2 separate regions of the Mus musculus genome follow, and region 2 is linked to region 1. Evidence: chromatin loops called from intact Hi-C (ENCODE). Cell type or tissue: heart. All regions are shown on one strand. Each heading gives the region's core, and the rest is flanking DNA. Links, peaks and the distances in the headings are about the cores only. Region 1 overlaps Usp47 (ubiquitin specific peptidase 47). Region 2 holds the start of Usp47 (ubiquitin specific peptidase 47).

Evidence for each region. Peaks named below come from ENCODE experiments on the same cell type or tissue, not always from the same donor. Only the 100,000 strongest peaks of a DNase experiment are listed, where the experiment ranks them.
Region 2: a loop joins it to region 1, with 2.2 times the contacts of the local background. A loop is called at or near these places in 4 of 42 quality-filtered maps.

What each region holds. Positions count from the first base shown.
Region 1 is chr7:112,071,778-112,077,157 of GRCm38, reverse strand. It overlaps Usp47 (ubiquitin specific peptidase 47), which reads right to left. Exons shown (of 29, transcript NM_001357952.1): 9 at 2,591-2,686; 10 at 2,349-2,501. Among named protein-coding and RNA genes, the nearest start is that of Usp47, 51 kb to the right of the region's middle. In heart, for the core only: a CTCF peak has its summit at 2,192 (motif pointing left); no DNase peak of the experiment used is centred there.
Region 2 is chr7:112,020,026-112,025,405 of GRCm38, reverse strand. Usp47 (ubiquitin specific peptidase 47) reads right to left here and starts at 1,900. Exons shown (of 29, transcript NM_001357952.1): 1 at 1,660-1,900. The coding sequence starts at 1,698. It also overlaps Gm3960. In heart, for the core only: a CTCF peak has its summit at 2,166 (motif pointing left); DNase peaks (open chromatin) are centred at 1,595 and 2,045; H3K4me3 peaks cover 2,717 bases; H3K27ac peaks cover 2,616 bases.

The DNA of each region.
Region 1 (5,380 bases), core at 74-5,073:
GATTTCTTTAAGATGAAAGTCTTTGATGTACATAAGTAAGCTCAAGGTCATGAAACCACCAAGTAATACTCAACAAGAATAGCTTTTGTTGGTTGTAATAACATTTTCTAAGCATATCCTCTAGTTCTCAGTACAGTCTTCTTCCTGTGAGGACATTTGATTCAAGACAAAATGAAGGTGAAAAATCACCCCCAGAACTGCAAGCTAAGCATGGAGGCACACACCTGCAACCCCAGCATCTGGGATGCAGAGGCATAAGGACTGCTCATTTCAGGCCAGCCATAAACAAGACTCTGTTTCAAAAAAGCAAAACAAAACCAACCAAACAGATTAAAAAAAAAAAAAAAGTCCCCAAATTCCAAACAAACAAGCAAAGTCTGTATTTCTTTCCCCTGGGATAGGTTTCCCTTCACAACAAATATGTCAGGAATATACAAACACAGACCAGATCTTCATCTACATTTAAATAGGAATTTGATGAAGAATATCTCTTTTCAAGTTCAACAGATTTCCTAACTTTAATTAAGCACAATCCAATCTTGTTATTCCCTCTCTGTCTCTCTCCGTACATGTGTACACATCCAGCCTGATCCGCTACTTTATCAGTTCTTTACAAATGCTCATCAGCTGCCATTCAGTGAATATCCACTGCAGTTATAGCAGCTTCTTACAATAGCTAGACAGAAAAATGAGAGCCAAAGTTTAGAGATTTACTAGGATGTACCAAATATAAAGGCATATTATCTCTGGTGCTTTCTAGCACTAAATGGTGACATGTAAGGACCAGGTGGAGAACAAGTGAAGCAGTTAAAGACTGTCAGGACAAAGATGGAAGCTCCTCTCTACCAACACTGGGACAACACAGCTGAGGTGCAGTAAACATTGTTTTCATCATGCTCACACAAATACTATGTTGGTTAGTTTTATGTCATTTGACACATGCTATAGTCATCAGAGAGGAGGGAGTCTCTATTGAGAAAATGTTTCCATAAGATCAAGCTGTAGTCAAGCCTGTAGGAGAGCCAAGCAGTGCCATTCCTTGGCTGGTGGTTCTGGGCTCTATAAGAAAGCAGGCTGAGCAAGCCAAGATGAACAAGCCAGTGAGAAGCGCTCCCCTCTGATCTCTGTACCAGCTCCTGCCTCCAGGTTTCTGCCCTGATTCTCTTCAATAATGAACAGTTTGTCAAAGCTTAAGCCAAATAAACCCTTTCCTCCCAAACTTGCCTTTGGTGTTTTATCACAACAGTAACCTTAACTAAGACAAATACTAAATGAAACTTGATGACCATTTACACTTGTATTTGAACCCCTGGAAGAAAGAGATTTTACAACTAGTATTCAGTTTCAATCAGGAAAACAACACACAAAACTTTTACAGCAACAAGGATTTATCATCCTGTAACAACTACCCTTTCTGATTGGAAATAGTTCACACAATGCAATCAGGAGAGCATCACACACACACACACACACACACACACATTAAATAAAGCTAGAAAACCCTTGGAGGTCAATGAATAGAAAGAAACGGATGAACCTTTCCTGCATTCATCAAAATTCCATGTATAAACTATTGAAAGTTCCAAGTTAAAACAAAATATAGAATCAAAGAGTAATAGATAAAACCTCTAGTATATTTGTTTTTGTAACTTCGTTTAAGAGCTAGAAAACTTATGTGGTGGTAACCAGTACCTTAATTCTCGAAGAGTATTGGCACAAACAGAAGACAGTAAGGTTATATATTACTTGTTCATTCACTCATACATTTGCACCATGTGTATTAAAGATCAGAAATCCAGCTATAATATAGTTTCATTAATAAAGAAACTATGAAACAAGACTGTTATCCAAAATCAAGAGAGAATCCCAGAGGTGAAACCCTTTTGTCTCTTAAAGAGCTTATGCTATTCTGACCAAATAAGAATACTTGAAATGTACAGTTTCAGGAAAAGTTTTTAGCCACAGCAATAATCTCATGTGGTAAGCTAATGGAAAATGAGAAAGGAGAAAGCTTTCATCAAGAGCACACTTTAAATATATCAGTCTTAACTCACGTCACACAACTCTTCTCAAAATAAATAGGGGCTGGAAAGATAGCGCAGTGGTAAGAAAACTGGCTGCTTTCCCAGAGGCCTGGGGCTTGATTCCTAGCCCATATAGTGCCTCACAACTGTCTCAAATTCTAATTTCAAGGGATCCGACGCCCTCTTCTGGCCTAAAGGGCATCACGCACACATGTAACACAGATATTCAGGCAAAACACTCATATACCTAAAGTAATTTTAAAAAATTAAAATAAAAATATAAAGTGTATAATGAAAAGCATAACAAGGAAATGTAGTATTTACCTCATCTTCAATATCAATAAATGTGCTCATATCCAGCTCCTCCGGAAATGACATTCGATCATTCAGTTTAATTCTATGCATGGTTGTATAATCAAAATCAAACCTTTTCAACTGTAAGGTCAGCAGATAGGGGAAATGCAAAAACCGAAGGCCCTAAAAAGAGGCAAGTGAGGTTAGGGGGACAAATGGACAGAATACTGAATATCATCTTAGACAAAGTAATATATTTACAAGTCTCTTACCTTCCGAGCATCACACTTCTTCTTACAACGTTCACAAAAATATTGATTTGGGCCATCCAAGATCTCTGGTTGAATAAATGCATGCAACGCTTCTTCCTAGTTTGAAAAAAAAGTAATTGTTTTACAATTATTTAAAACACTGCTTAATGTTAAAACTGTAACTGAAATCACCAAAACTGGTATGAATAAAATGATTAGAACAAAATTAGCAGCAAAGTATCATTATAATTATCATTAAAAGTTCTAACAAAATTATGTTATTTCATTCTTCATAAAAATTGCCTTGGTCACTATTTTATATTGCAACCACTTTTACTTTTTTTTTTTTTTTAAATAAGTTTTTCAAGGCAGGATTTTATTAAGTAGCTTGGGCGGTCCTGGAACTCAAAGAGATCTGCCTGCCTCTGCCTCCCAAGTGCTGGCTGGCATTAAAGGCGTGTGCCACCACCACCCGACTTCTACCTAATTTCTTACTGACTTTTACACTGTGGTGTTAGACTGAATGCTATAGAAAGGAAAAGTCCTGATCTTTAGAAAGTAGGTAGGTCCTGAGCTATGAAAGGGACAGAACATTACCAATACCATGCTGTTGTTAGCACACAGAACAGAAAAGGACTGCTTCTGGTAAGCTACAGTTTGATATGTTAAGCTATTAACAAATTAAGCTTCTAAATTAGCTCCAAACTGTGACTTTATCATTCTAGGGTGACGAGCTTTGCTTTAACGTGGGCCATCCCCTCCCTCACACACTATGAACAGTTTAACTGCTCATATAGTTGTAGAGTGTATTTTTCAGAAGTCAAAGTAGAACAAGGAGAGTCTTACATTCTTAGGTTAGCAAATATAAAGCCAGGATCATTACAATTTTATAGCACATAATCTAGGCACAAGTGCAACCAGAAGGAACATAGCCCGGACCCCATCTTCTCAGTGATGGCCTAGCTGTATTCTCCTCTCATGCTCTCATTGTTGGCCTATACAATATTGTCGTATTCTCCACAGATCCATTTTTCTTCACTATTTAGCATTTGCTTTGTTTAGAATAGGGAAACCAGTATTTCTAGGCTTTATAAATAATAAGAACTGGAACAACACACTGAGCACTATCTCCTGCATCTCTGGTGCTGTGAGCAATTATTGTTAGTGACACACAGCAGCAATGCAACACGCCTCCTTACAAACAGCTATATTCAGGCATCTCCATGAGACTCTCTGCTCTGAGTCAGGGAAAGAATTCAAGATATCTTTATCTAAGCCATTCATTCATCTTGTTTTCATTTTCATTTCTAAGATAATTATAAATTTGCACATACTTGCAAGAATTGATATTACCCAGAGATACTCTGTATACATTGCTCTGCTTCCTAAAAATGATATTTTGCAAACTATAGAACATCATAATGGTGATGGGGTCACTAACATGATACTCCTTCATTCAAACATTCTCAAATCACTGTTTGCCCCAGTCTGTTTATTAAGTTAGTTCTGTGTATTTATTATCTGAATTGGGTCCTCTTTACCACAGGATAGCCAAGGCATTAAATAGTTTCTATATAAAAGATAGGAATTGACCAAATTCAGTAACTCTAGTAATGACCAACAGTGGTGCAATTCTAAAATGTATTCATAAAAAATATTTACATGACCAAGTTTATGCAAATGAAATCAGACAGTATGCCAACTTTTGTGACTGGCTTTCTTCCATCCATGTTCATTTCCTCCATTCATTCCAATTACTGCTCATTGTATCTACAGCTTACACATATTAGAATTTGTTCAATCATTTACTTGTAAAGGCAAATCTTATCTTACTTATTTTTTAATATTAAAAATAAAAATGCAACCAATATTAATGTATAAGTTTTTATAGGCATATAAATTTACTTCTTTTAGATAAATGGCCCAGAATACAATTACTGGGACTTGTTTTAATTCCATATTCAGTTTCATAAAGATAATCTGTAATGTTTACAATTATACAGCAATGTAACCCAGTTTCTCTGCATTGTGAGTTTTAAGTTCTATAACTATTTTGTGTGTGTGAATGTATGTATTTGTGTATGTGTATAGGCATCTATCTGTATACTGAAGTTAAAAGTCAATGTTGTAAGTCTTCCTCAATCGTTCTTCACCTTATTTTTAGAAACAGGGTCTCTTACTGACCATCAGTCCACCCAATCTGGCCAGCTAGCAAACCTTAGGCATCTTGCTAGTAAACATAAGTTAACTTCCTTTCTCCATCTCCCCAGCACTTTAAGTACTGGCATGCATCTCTATGCTCAACTTCTATGTGAGCTCTGGGATGGAAAATCAGCTTCTCAAGCTTGCACGGCTAACACTTTACTAGCGCAGCCACTGTCATGATTTGTACTGTTAACTGTTCCAGGGGCAGGAAGAAAGATCTTCATTGTAAAACCTACATTTCCTGTAGCTAGTTGACTAAAAATGTCTTTTTTGATTCTGGCATATGACTGCCTAATCTGATGAAATGCTGGTAGTATCTTTTGCCAATTTTCTAAATGGACTGTGAGATTAAAAAATAAAACTGATGGCTTGAAATTATATATTTTAAATATTCCTTTGTCAGATATATGATGCACAAATATTCTATTTCAGGAGTAAATACTTTTAATTTTGTGAGTTATATTTTTGACATTACAGCTCTTCTGATGTCTAGATTTATATGATTTTGTTTTTACTAAAGCTTTACATATTTTATATTGAAGTGTATGTCCATTCTGAATTACTATTTTGTTACTGTTGTCTTCTCATTTGCACTTGTACTTTCTT
Region 2 (5,380 bases), core at 264-5,263, 52 kb after region 1:
CATTAATATAATATTATGCAGGGTTGTACTTGTTGTTCTATTTTCTAAATGTTGGAAATTAAGGGTTAATTTTGTTTCTTAAGATTGGAAACCAGCACCAAAGGAAATGAAGGTTAGCTTTCTCGTAAAACCTATTCCTTCCTTCCTTGTTACTTAGTACAAAGTTCAAAATGCCGGACTGGACCATAGGAGGACTCACATTCCCGACTTCCTAACTCTCAGTTGTTGAAACTGTTCCAGAGGCAAGATCTTTAGTTCGTGCTTATCTGCTGTACTGAGACTTAGAGATGTCTGACAGATAAAATACTGACACACACACAACTCAGCCTTAAACAGCAAACAGGCACTCCACTGAGTTTGATAGCACACACTTTTAATCCCAGCATCGGGGGAGACAGACAGGGAAACCTCTTAAGAATTTCCAGGCCAGCTTATCTACAAGTGAGTTCCAAGCCAGCCAAGTCTGTACTTCAAAGTCCACATAGTAAGATCCTACCTCAAAACGGCAAAACAAAACCCTAAAAATCAACTTATTATCCATCTAAGGAAAGATGGGAAATTTTAACTATTCAGGTACAAAATAAAGTCACTTTGCATTGTGCCAGGGGTTGTCTGTGTAGCAACAAATTGCTACAATTAAAAAACAAACAAACAAAACCTAAACATTTAGGAATCCGAAATGATCGTGTATAAATATCAAGATCCTACCATCCTAATTTCAACTTAACACTTGGCATCTATTTAAGGTATATGAGATATAAAAGTCCAAAGCATTAAGCCTGACGACCAGCAGTTAAAAATACATGTTTGAATATGCTGAGGATATTTATAAAGCCAACGGACTATTAATATGTCGAAATCCACTGGCCAGTGCAGGATTCTACCTTTAATCTTCTACTACTGACTGTTCAAGGGAAGCCAAGAAGTCCGGGAGTCTTATGTCACTCGCTTTTAAGAATTTAAGTCACCCAAGTTGGCAACACCAGAAAAAGACCAAAATTACACACAAAAACAACGTTTCGTCTCTCCATATGGTGAAATTAACTCGGCTATCTCTTACCCTCCCGTTCAAGCCCCACTTAACTACTTTTTCAACGATCCTGGGTAGGCCCCATTTAGGCTGGCCGATAGTACTACGAAGTAACAGGAGGGGGAATGGAGGCTGGGGGGAGGGGGGTGGGGAGACCGACAACTCTTTAACAGTTAAGTCTGCCCTCCCACAGATCTCAACTTAGGTGTCGATTTCACAAGCCCCGTAAGCTATACGCTGTCAAACCCCAGAAGCAGCACCGTCACCCCGTCCTGCCCACGGGCAACTGTTCCAGAATGTTTTCTTTGAAACGATCTCTCTTAACTCTCTCGGCTCGACGTGTGTGAAGTCTGGACTTCAAAGGCCACTTTCTCTCCGCAATACTCCCCCCCACCCCCGGGAGCAGAACCCAACTCCTCGGGTCCAGTCTTTGATGCGTTAGCCCCTCGCAGCCGGAGCTCTCCCTCGGCTACGTGGCCCCGGGAACCAGCGGTCTCCAACTGCCCGCCGCGCCCACCGTCCACCCGGCCCCACGCCTGCCCGGCCCTAGCCTTGCCTCCCGCTCGGGGCCTGCACGACTTCGAGCGGACCGCAGGCTTCGGGCCTAGTCTGGCCCGCCGGCCCCTCACCTCCTTCGGGACCAGTTGGTTCTCCTCGCCGGGCACCATCGCTCAGACTCCGACCGCTCGTCTCCGCCCTGCCTGCGGGGGCCTGGTGGAGGTGGCGGCGGCTGTGTCTCAGGAGAGAACGGCAGCGACAGTCATCCTCCCAGCCGCCTGCGCTCCAGCAACTGAGGAGGCCTCCGCTCAGGCCTTAGACACCAGCGCGCAGACACCGACCCAGGGCGCCGCCGCCGTCGCCGCTGCTGCCGCCGCCGCTGCCGCCGCCGCCGCCGCCCCTCCCCCGGCCCGCGGCAATCAATGGAAAAATGGCGGCCGCCGCTCTCGCGAGAATTCAACGCAGTGGGCGCGCGGCCCGGCGTCTGGCGCCTGGGGTATGCAGGCGGCCGTCGTGAGCTCGGGATCTTCTCACCTCTTGCTCAGCCCCGGGGTACGCCGCGCTACGCTGGTTGAGAGCCGGTGTAGGCGCTTTTCACTACGGGGAAGCCGGTCCTCCCATCCTCCGGCTCCCTCTGTCGGCCGAGGGAGGGACGAGGCCCCTGCGTCACGAACGAGCTCCAGTTCAAAGCCCCCCTTTCAGCCCTGCAGTCCCCAGACTCTTTCCTGGTCTCCAGCGACCCCGCTGCAGCCCCACTTGAGGAACCTTTGGCCTCGAGCTGGTAAACAACGCGCCTTGTAGAGAAATCGCCTTTCTGGCTTTCGCCCTCAAGGCTCTGGTCCTCGTCTGTCATGTTTTCGTGGCCGCCCCACTCTCCTTAGGGACCTCGGTGCCCATCAGCTAGCCCCTGGAGCCCCTTAAAGAGGGGTCACTACACTTAGAGGTGCTCCCCTGCACCCTTCTGGGTGGCTTGCTGTCATCCTCCTACAGGGCCAAGTCTGAGGGAGCCTTTTGAGAGCAGAGCTGTGGTGCGCTTCAACCTGTGCTGTCCTTTTGAATATGTTTTTTTTTGTAATCTCCCCAGACGGTAAATACCATGTGTTTGACCAAACAAATCTCCTATTAGTCATTTTCCTTCACCGCACTCCTTCCATTATGAAGACCCAGTGAGACGTCTTTCATGAAGACTTTTGGCAAACTAGTCCTCTTACAGCCTGCTGAGTTAATTCCATTGTGCCATGTACCCAGCATCCACAGCGCCAACTCCTTTACCTATGCTATTGGTTCGCCAAACTTGTTACTATTGAACACCCCACACCCAAGAAAAGCTCTCTATACAGTTATGTAAGATTTATTAGAATTCTGCTATTTGTGGCACTGTAAAACATCTACAAATTCTAAAAATTATAGCAAAGACAGACATTTAAAATAAACGAGATTTTAAGTAGTAATGGTATAAAAAAATCCATTAACCCTACTGAAAATATTTAGTGAACGCACTCTGATTGACTAGGTTTCATTAGTTTTTTAAAAGCTAATTCTTTGTGAAACACTTATTAAAATATCTGATTCAGTGTTCAGGTTATTTCTGTACTTGGCTTTAATAGCTGTCATAAGCTGAAAAAGGTAACCCACAAAGATTTTGATCCTAATGGAAGAAGTGCATTTTCAACTACTATTACTAATACAATGCTCATTTTTATCTGTTTCAGCTTCCAGCCATACAAAGGGTTTTGTTGAAATTCAGCTACTAATTTTCCATCTTTCCTAATGTCAACTAGAATTTTTATGTTTTAACAGGTGGGCTGCAGTGGTGAAGGACTTTCCAAGCATACAGAGCGTTCCGAATTCAATCCCTACCTCCTTCTCCCAGAACAGTCAAATACCTTCTCCCAAAACAATCAACAAAATAAAAACAAAAATCCAAGTAGACTAAAAATTCTTTAAATACACTACTCAGATTTCTGAAAAGGCCAAAAAAGTCTGTCTTCATGTTTAAGCATACATATGATGAGTTTGGGAAGAGTGTTTAATTTTTTTTATTTTTTATTTTGTGTGTATCAGAGTGTACATGAACCACAACCATGCAGCTCACAGATGTTGGAAGAGGCACCAGATGCTCTGGGATTGGTGTTATGGGCAGTTGTGAGTCACTTGGGTCCTCTGTAAGAGCAACAAGTGCTCTTAACTACTGAGCCATCTCTTCAGCCTTAATATGTAAATGTTTGAAACTTCATCATAGACTTTTAAGAAATACTGCATCAAGATTCTCTTGACTATTGAAATGTAAATTGTTCTAAAGGTGAATAACTCAACTTGCATATCCACGGTCCCCCTGGCTGGCACATCTTGGACAAAATCACAAAGTGGGAGTATGTCCAAATCTGTTTCACGCATGCCATTTCCATTTCCTAAGTGAGCTGGTTCTCTAGAAGCCTTGTTAGAAGTTAGGTGCCATTCTAGTTTTCCTTTTTTTCCTTCATGCTTACACTCATGACCTCTTTCGTGAAATCCTTTCTGGATTCTTTCATCTTGGTAAAAGTTGATTTAACGAAATAATAATATAGCAAGTATCTTAGTCAGGGTTATTATTGCCATGGTGGAGCACCATGTCCCAAAGCAACCTGGCAGAATAGGGTTTTATTTGACTTATACTTATGCATAGTCCTTCATTGAAAGAAGTCTGGTCAAGAACTCAAACAGGGCAGGAACAGGTAAGAGCTCATGCAGAGCCCCTGAAGGAGTGCTGCCCATTGGCCTACACTCATGGCTTACTCAGCCTGCCTTATAGCACCAAGACTGCCAGCAACTCACAGTAGCTGGGCCTTCCCCCATCAATCACCAATTAAGAAAACACCTTGTATATATATAGTCCAATCTTATAGAGGCATTTTCACAATTGAGGTTCCCTCATTTCAGATGACTCTAGCTTGTGTCAAATTGACATAAAGCTAGCAAACATAATGAGAGAATTGACATGGACTAAATCTTAATATACCAAGAAGCAATAAAGTGAAGAACCCCTGAACTATTACCCACATTGCAGAGAACATACTTTTCACTTAAGAATAGTGAGATGCTGATGTTGATCTATGGACTAAATATTGATAAGGTTTAATTTTTTCTTGTTTATTTATTCATTTAATTTATTGAGATGGATGTCTCAAGAAGAGAGTACAGCACAGGAATACAGTAGAGTTCCTGGAGAGCAGTGCAGTGGAGTTGAGAGGGAGAGTGGAGCAGCACAGAGACGGAGAAGGAGGCAGTTTTACCCCCAGAGTTTTCCAGAGACAGATTGAAGAGAGAACAAGCTAAGTAAAGGCAGTATGAGCAAGAGAATGAGAAGGAGCCAGAAGATTAGAAAAGATTGTTAGAGCCAATTTGAGGCTAAGCAGAGCATTTCAGAGACTGAGAGAAAAGCCAGATTGAAGCAGTCAGCATGGAGAGGAGTTTTGAACCAGAACAGCTGACCAGCCAGCCAGAGCTCAGAAAGAACAAGAAAGAGTGAGCTTACTCAGCAGCATGTCTCAGAGGCTGAGAACATCCTAGACCTAGATAACGATGGTATGAAGACCCGAAGTTTCCAGGACTAAGCCTAGGTTAGCAGTAAGCCTCCCAGACAACAGTTACAACAGAATAGAAGTTACTTTTACATACGGCATTCAAAGTGGTTGGAAGGAAAACCCAACATGATTAGAGAAGAAAGCCCACCAACACTGCAGAAAGCATAAGACATTTGACAGAAATGCTGCAGAGGAAAAAGTTGCCTGGATTGGCTCCAGAGGAAGCCTCAGCTCTTCGAGTTCATCTGGATGACCAGAGAGACTGAAGCAGCTGGAGCCTTAAGCCCAG